Linked DNA regions of Mus musculus: region 2 is linked to region 1. The links are chromatin contacts, found by Hi-C in ENCODE. All regions are on one chromosome and are shown on one strand. Each heading gives the region's core, a stretch centred on a gene start or an enhancer-like site at or near the end of the contact. The rest is flanking DNA. Distances are from core to core; before and after follow the strand shown.

The links. Hi-C counts contacts between places; a loop is a spot of excess contacts on that map.
Region 2: a map of T-helper 17 cell shows a loop between it and region 1 (7-fold over the local background). The contact joins the promoter of Itm2b here to the promoter of Dok2 in region 1. A Hi-C loop is called at or near these places in 2 of 37 maps with a recorded cell type or tissue (T-helper 17 cell and heart).

Annotation. Positions count from the first base shown.
Region 1 is chr14:70,771,025-70,775,854 of GRCm38, forward strand. Dok2 (docking protein 2) reads left to right here and starts at 3,357. Exons shown (of 5, transcript NM_010071.2): 1 at 3,357-3,485; 2 at 4,442-4,723. The coding sequence starts at 3,414.
Region 2 is chr14:73,382,155-73,386,961 of GRCm38, forward strand. Itm2b (integral membrane protein 2B) reads right to left here and starts at 3,135. Exons shown (of 6, transcript NM_008410.3): 1 at 2,856-3,135. The coding sequence starts at 2,972.

The sequences.
Region 1 (4,830 bases), core at 2,107-4,606:
ACTCTGGACCTTCGGAAGAGCAGTCGGGTGCTCTAACCGACTGAGCCATCTCACCAGCCCCCACCAAAGACTTTTTTAAAAGTAAGTTTATGATTGGTTATCAGTAAAAGCTTGATTTGTATATCTGGTTTATATACCTGGGCTCAAGTAAAATTTCCCAGGTGAAAAGGACTCAGAAATGAAGAATCTATGATGCTCTAGAGACAGAGGAGGCTATGCCTTGCTTCATACTCTTAGCCACTTCCCAAGCCAGTACTCTCACAACTCCATGGTTCTCCTTTAGTGTTTGACCCAACTTGCTAAAATCCTGGCAGCAAGGGTGAGGTGAGCTGGGCTGACACAGCTCCAAACCCCAGAGCTTTTGTGTTCACCTTTCCAAGCTGTTTTGGTCTATACCCGGCATCTACAGCAGAAGGCTTGAACCACGTCTCAGTAGAAGAAATGGGCTAAGTTATATAAATCCTTCATAGGATTGCTCCCAGGAGTATGGCCTGGTCCACAGTTTTCCCAACTATTCCAGGCTGCTTCTTCAGGTCATCTGGCTCTAAGGTGAAAATTTCCATGGAACATGGCTTTTCCCAGAAGAGATTCTCTTTCTGCATGGCATCTGCATTCTGATTGGCGCCTGAGAGAAGTTTCGTTACAGATCTGGGAAGATGAGTCCGTGGCTAAATGGCTTGCGATGCAAGTCTGAGGACCTGAGTTCAGATCTCCAGAGTTTATGTAAGTCAATATCATAGTAGCACCTTCAATCACAGCAGGCGTGGTGGGAGGCAGATGCAGGAGACTTTCCAGGAGCTGCCTTTCATGGGCCAGCTACTTTGACTTATGGGAACGCAAACGAGATCCTGTCTCAAACAGGATGGGAGGTGAGGAGGGATACCTGAGGTTGGTCTCTGACTTCCACGGGTATGCTTGTTTCTCTCTCTCTCTCTCTCCCTCTTTCTCCCCCCCCCCTCTCTCTCTCACACACACACACACGATTAAAAAAAGTTGTACTAGCTAGGTATGATGGCACATGTATTGGAGACTAGCCCGTGAAACATAGGACTCCGTCTCAAAAGATCAAAAACCAACCAATGAAACAAACGAACAAACCAAAACCCCATTGCATTAATGGCCTACCCATCCACCCCTAACAGTTCTGTGATCTCAGGAAAGTTGCAAGCAGGTATGCTTATGTCCCCCTCGTCCCCACCTTTGTCAGAGAATAAAACGTGACTGGTGAGACAGTAGATGGCAAGGACCAGCCTCGGCATGGAGAGGGGTTCTGAGAGAATGGGTTTCTGGGAGCAGTGGAAAGAACGACTTGAAGTCAAATCGTGGGTCCGAGCTATGTTCTGCTTGATAAAGCTTTTCCAGTCTGTCTCTCTCTTTGTCTGTCTGCTTTCTCTCTGGAGATCTCTGTTCTGCTTGCTTGCTATTCTAAGAGATTTCTCTGTCTATGTCCTGCCTCCTTGTGTGTGTGTTGTCTGTCTATCTGTCTCTGTGTCTCTGTGTGTGCATGTCTGTCTGTTCTCCAAGTAGTTCACTTTTTTTTTCCTAAAAAATTCTCTGGATAGCTCATTCATTTATTTCCTGAAGAGCACAGGTCCAGTCTTTTATTTTACATATTACTCCAGTCATTTACTCCAGGTTTCCCTTTCAATTATCTCGTAGGATAATCAAGTATACATCCCATGACCCCAGACCTTTGATTCTTAGGAGACAGCAAACATACATTTTTTTTTCTTAATATTGCAAAAGAATTCAGAGGTCTAGACAGACCTTTGTTAAGAACAGACAATAAGAGAGTTAGGTGAGACACTGCCCTGACCACACCTGGGCCTAACCTCCCTCTGTCCTAGGCTGACCTGGAGCTCAGGAATCTGCCTGATAAGCTGACTCATAGTGTGGCTGCCTTTATTCCTTTAGATTCATGAATTCATTCCTTGTAATTCATATCGCATCCCTATATTTTGCATAGTTGAGAAACTATATATATATATATACTGAACTCATGTATTTAGAGTTCTTTCCCATAGCCTCAAGGGCTGTCCTGAAAGTCTCAGCATTTACCATTTTTCTGGAGACATAGCCACCTCACCTTTGCCTCCAGGCCTCACTTTCGCTTCCTGGACTCACGCTGTCTCTGATTAGCATGGAGTCATTAACATTGAAACAGAGGACATTCCTCAGAGTGAAAATATGCACTACACAAACAAGTCTCCCTCTCACAGCAGCCATTGACACTTGTGGAGGCTCACACCAGGGGCTACATGTCGCTCTGTCTCCACCAGTGCTACACCAGGCTTGGCACGCATAGAAGAATTGGAAGTTCTGAAGTTCCCACAGTTTAAGGTAAGTCCCACTTGAACCCAAGTGAGGAAGGAAGCCAACAGCTGAGTTAGACTTGGGGAGGAAATCTTTTTCTAGAGAGAATGTTCTTATTTCTAGATTCACCACAGACTTGTGTATTGTATGTTGTTCTTATTGCTAGATTCACCACAGACTTGTGTATTGTATGTGTTTTTGGCAGGCAGGAAATACTTTCATACAATGGGACTGGTGCGTGTTGTGTGTGTGTGCGTGCACACACACACACACACACACACATGTTTTATCTATCTGTAATTTACCCAGTATATGGCTCATCTTTGCTTGAGCTGGGAGACTTGGGTTCTGGGTGTTAGCCTTATAGGCCCTTCAGACCATCTCTATCTCCTTTTCTTTTTTTTTCTTTTCTTTTCTTTACTTTTCTTTTCTTTTCTTTTTTTCTCTCTTTCTTTCTCTCTTTCTTTCTTTTTTCTTTCTTTCAAGATTTATTTACTTATTTTATGCATATGAGTACGTGTACATTGCTCCGTTCAGGAACATCAGAAGAGGTCATCAGACCCCATTACAGAGCCACCATGTGGTTGCTGGGATTTGAACTCAGGACCTCTGGAGGAGCAGTCAGTGCTCTTAACCGCTGAGCCACCTCTCCAGCCCCAGTTTTCTCTTTTCAATGAGTAGGTTATGGTGATTGATTCCAAAGGGCTTTTCCAGCCCTGACACACTCAGCATCCTGCCTGAATGTAGAGCCCTCACCCCGGACTTTCTTGAACAACTTGATTTTGGGGTCTCTTTGTTCTTATGGCTCAGTCCTTCACACCAGCTTCTGCAGAAGTGTGAAATTTGGCTTTTTTTGGAAATTGCATGTTACTCACTGGAAATGCAGGAAGGAAGCTTGCTCGTGAAGTGCACTTAAAAAAAAAAAAAGGCGCACACAGAGCAAGAAACCACAGGGCCTATCAGCCTGTCGTCATCAAGCAGACTAGAATAGTGTAGAAAAACTCTAGTCAGAGAGGAAATGAACTAGAGAGAAGGGGGAACAGGCCCAGAAGAGAGAAGAGAGAGGGCAGAGGCAATGGCAGTGGGGAGCTGAAGCTGCGATGGTCAGGATGGAGGAGCCAGCTGTGAAGCAGGGCTTCCTGCATCTTCAGCAGCAGCAGACCTTTGGCAAGGTAAGAGTAAGGCTGGGCTCTCGCTGGGCGGAGCAGCTTGGGGGAGGGCCCTGTTACTATCCCGGGTAGAAGGGTGTCTTAATATCCCTGACCCTTATGAGACCATGTGCTCCACCAGTTTAGACAAGAACACTACTTGGGGAAGATGTCTGCCTTCTCAACGTGCCTTGCCTTCTAAACCAGGCTCTGGATCGCTCTTTGCTGAGGGCTGTTTGTCCTTGCTTGTGGGGGAGGAAGCAGATTCTGACATTATCTCTCTCTCTTTTTGTTCCCTTGCTCAGTATTGAATTTGGGGGTACCTTGGGCGGGTACGGAAGGAAGAGTTGGGGGCCAGTCAGTTTGGGATGACAGCAGAGGTCCCTCTCACCTTTGACTGCTACTGAGCTGTGGCCCCAGGGTGTTCCAACCTCTTCCTTCCCTAGCCTCTTTGAAGGGGAAGCTCTTCTGCCTCCTGCTGTTACCCAGCTGTGCTTACCCCAACACCCACCTCACCCTGTCTAGGTCTCTGTTTCTTTGTTTGTCTCTCATGGTCCAACTCCTTAATCAGTGAGACAAAAAAGGAGAGGAGGTGGGAAATTTTGGAGCCAGAACCTTCCTATGAAATGAAGACTTGTCCCTGGTCTAGGCTACTCTCCCCTCACTGTTCATCTCTGGGCTCAGTGACTTTTGTTCCCACTACCTGGCTGATGGGCCTGTCATCTTCCTGGACTCTGCATCCATTGGACATTTACTGTGGCCTTTGGCTAGCCTGCGGATCTTGGTCAGCTCTGTCATTCCATGGTCTCTGTTGTCTTCTCGGGCCTCTCTGACTGGCTGTGATGTTTGCCATTCTCCCCATCCTGTGTGGCTGCCCCAGCCCCTCTACCTCTCCCACAGTTCCTCTTCTCCCCTTTCATGACCATCTCTCCATCTCCGATGGTTCCCACTTGGCCTCTACGTGGCATACCTGGGCTCAGAAGTGGCGCCGGTTCGCAGCCGTGTTATATGGAGAGTCTGGCTGTGCCCTAGCCAGACTAGAGCTCCAGGATGTCCCCGAGAAGACACGGCGAGGAGAGGCCACTCGGAAGGTTGTCCGCCTCAGTGACTGCTTACGGGTAGCAGAGGTAGGCAGTGAGGCCAGCAGCCCCCGGGACACCAGTGCCTTCATCCTGGAGACCAAGGAGCGCCTGTACCTACTGGCAGCCCCCTCGGCAGAGCGCAGTGACTGGATACAGGCCATCTGCCTGTTGGCTTTCCCGGTGAGGGGTACAAAGTGGCCCAGGGGAGGGCGGCCACCAGGGGAGGGCGATGTTACTTAGATACTTCCTGTGGACAGGTGGTAGAAGAACCAAAACTCTTTTTTAGG
Region 2 (4,807 bases), core at 1,885-4,384, 2.6 Mb after region 1:
TGTAAAACTGTAATTTATATAATCCTAGCATCTTCATATAATTTTTAAACTGATAGAGTCCTTGTAGACCATCTGGTTCGACCCTTGAATCTTGACCCCCCCCAAAAAAATAATTTAAGGTAAAATAAAGCCAAGCAGTTATATTGGACATACTTAGGGCTTCTATTGCAGTATTTGCACACATACTTTCCGAAAGGTTCAAAGAAAGCTCTGAATACAAAAATCAAGGACTGCTGTCTATACCATAGTATATCCTTATCACTTCAAACTGACTTTTGTCACACAGATCACGATATTATGATTCTTTGCTACAGCTGTCCCCCTAAAGGCCGAGTGTCAATCAGGATGGGTCTGAGAAGATAAGACTGTCAACTGAAAAATGTGGACGGAAAAAAAAAAATAATGCAAACTAGCTGGGATAATGTAATCAAAAGAAATAGCTGCTGGAACAGACAGCTAAGGCACAGAGTAGTTGGAAACCGTAACGGAGCTGTGGGGCTGCTTCCAGAAGGGTCTCATGCAGGGTGGGAGACAGCAGCAGAAGACAGCGGTGTAAATGGCCCTGTGTACGTATGTTACATAAGCCCCTGACAGGAGACAGCAGAATTCTTACAGATACCCACGGGGCACTCCTCAAGCACAGGCTGTACAAACAGGTCCGTGGCTGCTGTGTAAAAGTGCTAAAGGGCTTTCTTTCCAAGTTCTCAAACCAGCTTGGTCCTCTTGACCAGAGGAAATGCCCCAGGCAGAACACATTAAGGCTAATTCTGTTCCCAGCCCGGGCGGTCGGACAAGGTGGTTGCCACACAGTGCAGCCCAAAGGAACATCAGAACATTATGTAATCACTCCGCAGCTCTGGGATGAGATCAGTTCTCTCGCTAGGCAAGCAGGCTTTTCCTTTATTCCACCTACTCCCATTGTAGAGATACTGTCCCCACTGAGAAAAGGCTTCCAGCTTATAGCTGGAAAAAGAATTCATTCTCTCTCTCCCTCTCTCTGTATTAACCAAACCAATTTAGCTGTGACTTCTGTGTGGCTATAGAAGAACACAAGCCCTCACTGCTTAATTGAAGTATCTTCCTTTGGATAGAGAAATCAGAGAAATTAAGAAATAAAAGCAAAGTGTACAGCTATAGACAGTTACTGTGAAATAAAAATTAAATTATGGTGAGCATATGAAAAATCCTTAAGAGCTCAAAAATAAGACTGCTACTTCATAAATGGCAAGACTGATTCAAAGCTCCCCTGCAAAGTGAATTCTGACGTTTGTCTGAGAGTTTGAAACCTTTACAACCCTGGAATAAAAAACAGAGAAATGACATCATTGATGCTTGCTTAGCGTGGGAGGAGTTATAGTTTTAGAATTTAAAGACCATATACCTATATAATATCAGTGAGAATGTATATTTGAAGCTGGGCATGGCTGTGCACACCTGTAATCCCAGTACTTGGGGAGGAAAATGAAGGAAGGGCAGAGTTCAAGGCCTATCTGGGCTTGAGGAGACTCAAGGTGTCTCCACAAACAAGATATAGAGTTGTTGTGATTGGGTGCTTGACTATGGGTCTATTCTAGATTAAAATGTGCATCCGGACAAAAGAGATATGATAATTTGCTATGACAATTTTTACCTGTGAATTCTAAACATGTTTTCAAGACCAAGAGTGTTTGTACTAGGTTCAGGAAAACAATACTAAAACCAGAACCCTTAATCCTTTTAGGGAATCAGCTCTCTCATCTCAGGGGAAGACAGTCATTTAAAAAAATCAACATGATGTTTGCTTTTAGCTGGAACGTTTCCAGAAAACATGTCCAAACAGCCCAGACTGCTATTATATATCCAAAAATTTTATAGGGTATTAGTGGCCTGTTTCTTTACAGTAATTTTCATTAGATCATTAAAAAACAAACAAACAAAAACAAAAACTCTCCTTACTACTTGTACCATGGACACAAACGACTGATTTTAAGTCAAAACTAAAATTACCCAAGTGACAATAGGTATTAAAAAGTGTTAGTGAAAAACGAAGCAGCACCCGCTGTTAGTATTCATAGGTATCAAATGTCAGAAGCCCTAAAAAGGCAAAAAGAAAACTTAGGCAAAAATTATATTTATATTTAAAAGAATATTACTGTACATCACTTTTAAAAATTGAATCCAGTGACAGCATCACTCAGTGCTAACCGGGGATGTGGTAACACAAAGGTTACCTATTTTGTAGGGATGGGAGCAAATTCCTATGTTTTGGTTCCAGTTTCACTTATTCAGAAGTACCCACAAAGAGGCTGATAAAAGTCAACTGTTGGGTTACATGGGAACAGCCACAATAGCAATTACTTTCACCTGGAATATTTGTTACAATAATAAAATCACCAGCCAGAAACTACTCCCAGTATACTGTTGTCTTCTCTCTCCAGACCCCAAGGTGTTCACCTGCCAACACCGAAGGCCATTTGTAGGCAAGGGAGTTTGTAAAAGAAAAGGGCTTTTAAAAAATGAAGATGCTTACAGTTGCTGGACTTAGTCCAAGTGCTGTTCAGCCTAGAAACGAAAGTAGGAAACAACAGAGGTTTAGGCTTGTTATGATGTCAGCCATTTTAGGCACAGTATTTATACTGGAAAAAAAGTGCCAAACTCGGTGGTGGCGGTGCCTGTCGCTGCAGGTTCCCGGGCTACCAAGCCAAGTGCAAAGCCGCGGGACCTCGTACACCTGTGCAACTGTCCCCTCGGGGGTCGCCAGGGCCAGGACCCCGCCCCGCTCGCTGCACACACACACACCACGGTACCCGGGAGCGGAGGACCGTCCGGGAAACCGTCCCCGCCGCCGGGACCCCGCCCGCGACCCCAGCCAGGACCTTGCAATCCACCGCCACGGCATCCGGAGGGACGATGAGCGCCTCCTCGCTGCTCTTGGGCTCGTCCTTCTTGGCCTCCTTCTGGGCCAGCGCCGAGTTGAACGTCACCTTCACCATGGTGCGGCCTGGGGCGCCCTAGGCGGCGACGGCGAAGGCTGGGGTCGCGGCTGGCAGGATCCCGGCTGCGAAGGCAGCCTTGTCGGCCGAGCTCAGGGCACGACTCTGCAGCGGAGGAGCGGACTGCGCGACAGCAGCAGCGGCTCAGTGCAGCGCGGTTTCCGGCCTCGCAGCTGGGGCGCGGGCGCAGGGCGGGGGCCCGGAGGGGCGGGGCCTTGAGCGGGGCGGGGCCTGGCTTCACGCCAGACCCTCCCTGGTTCCCCCCACCCCCACCCAGGACTCAGCGGGAATCTGGCCAGGCTTTGTGGAGGGCGCGCCTGGTTGAGCTAGGACTTGTTGCCCCTCTGGGCTGCCTGGATTTTCCGGTTCTGAATTTGCTTCCAACTAGTTCTCCTCAGGGGCCCAGTGTTGCAAGTTGATAAGAAAATGGGGTGAACTCTGTCGGTTGGCTACGTAGGATAAGTTAACTTCTGGTAGCACCAAATTCTCTTTGATTGTGAGCCCAAAGGCCATGGAATTTTTGTGTGAGAAAAACAAACAAACAAACCCAAAAGCTCCGTTTAATCATTTATTAGTAAGCGACTTAGTAGAGCATAGGAATATTTGAAGCACTGTGTCCTAGTGTCCTGGTGATCTGACTTATCTCCCACAGACCTCACCCTAAGGTGTTGCCTGGTTGACTAAGCTGGTCTTTTCTTCCTCCCTCAGAGGTCAGTTCCTGCCCAGCCTAATCTCAAGCCAATGACCAGGAACCCTCTTCATCCATTTGTATTCCTAAAATTCTAAACTGGTAAAACAAAATGTACCAACCGAGCTCATTTGTATAAGCAAGCCAAAACAAAACAAAACAAAAAACCATATTTGCCTTAGGCCAATCTGTGATTTGTGACAACGTACTTAGGACAAGTTCTTATTTTTCTTCAAAATAAAAAATTCTCCTTTTTTGAAGAGGTTTTTGCTTCTGGTTGACAGAAGACATTGGCCCACACACTGGGTTTACAGCCATGTCTCCAGATGGTCCTTTGGTCAAATGACTGATCCTGTAGCCTTCTCCATATCCTCTCCTTGTCCACCTACAGGAGTGTCTGTTGGCCAGAAGGATTCTGCTGTGTGAGCTCTGGCCTAGGCCAACCTTGAAGACAGCAGTTGAGACCAGAGTTCTTGAGCCCCTGGCTCTATTCAAGGAGGGAATTATCTTTATTTCTTTTTATTTTTAAATATTTAATTTTTATGCCTATGATTTTTTTTTTTTTTTTTTTTTTTTTTTTTTGCCTACATGTACCTGTGCCTAAGGAAGTCAGAAAAATGAGTCAAGTCCCGTGGAACTGGGGTTACAAATGGTTGAGAACCGCCATGCGGTTGCTGGGAACCAAGCCTTGGGTCTTCTGGAAGAGCAACAAATGCTTTTAACTGCCGAGCCGTCTCTCCATTCCCATATTTCTATTTTTGCCTCTGGGACTGAGTAGGACTCCGTTTCATGAAAGAGAAGGTGAGGGGGTGGATGGTTTTATAAATAGAGAAAAAAAAAGTAAGCAGAGGAAAGCAGATTGTCATTCCAGAGTCACACTGGAAGCCAAGACAAGAAAGCAGAACAGCGGAACCATAGCTCACTGGTTAGTACTAAGGTCACACAGTGTCAGATAAACAACTGCTGATAGTTGAGTCAATAGAGTAGATGTATGAGTTGGTCGGTCCTGAAAGAGGTTATTCCTACTACAGATGAGTTTTAATAGGCATCAAATAGTATGGTATATTAAAAACAAAACAAAAAACCCAGACCCTTACGGGGAAGAAAACTTCCCCTTTAAAACCAGGAGAGACACTTCCTCAATGGT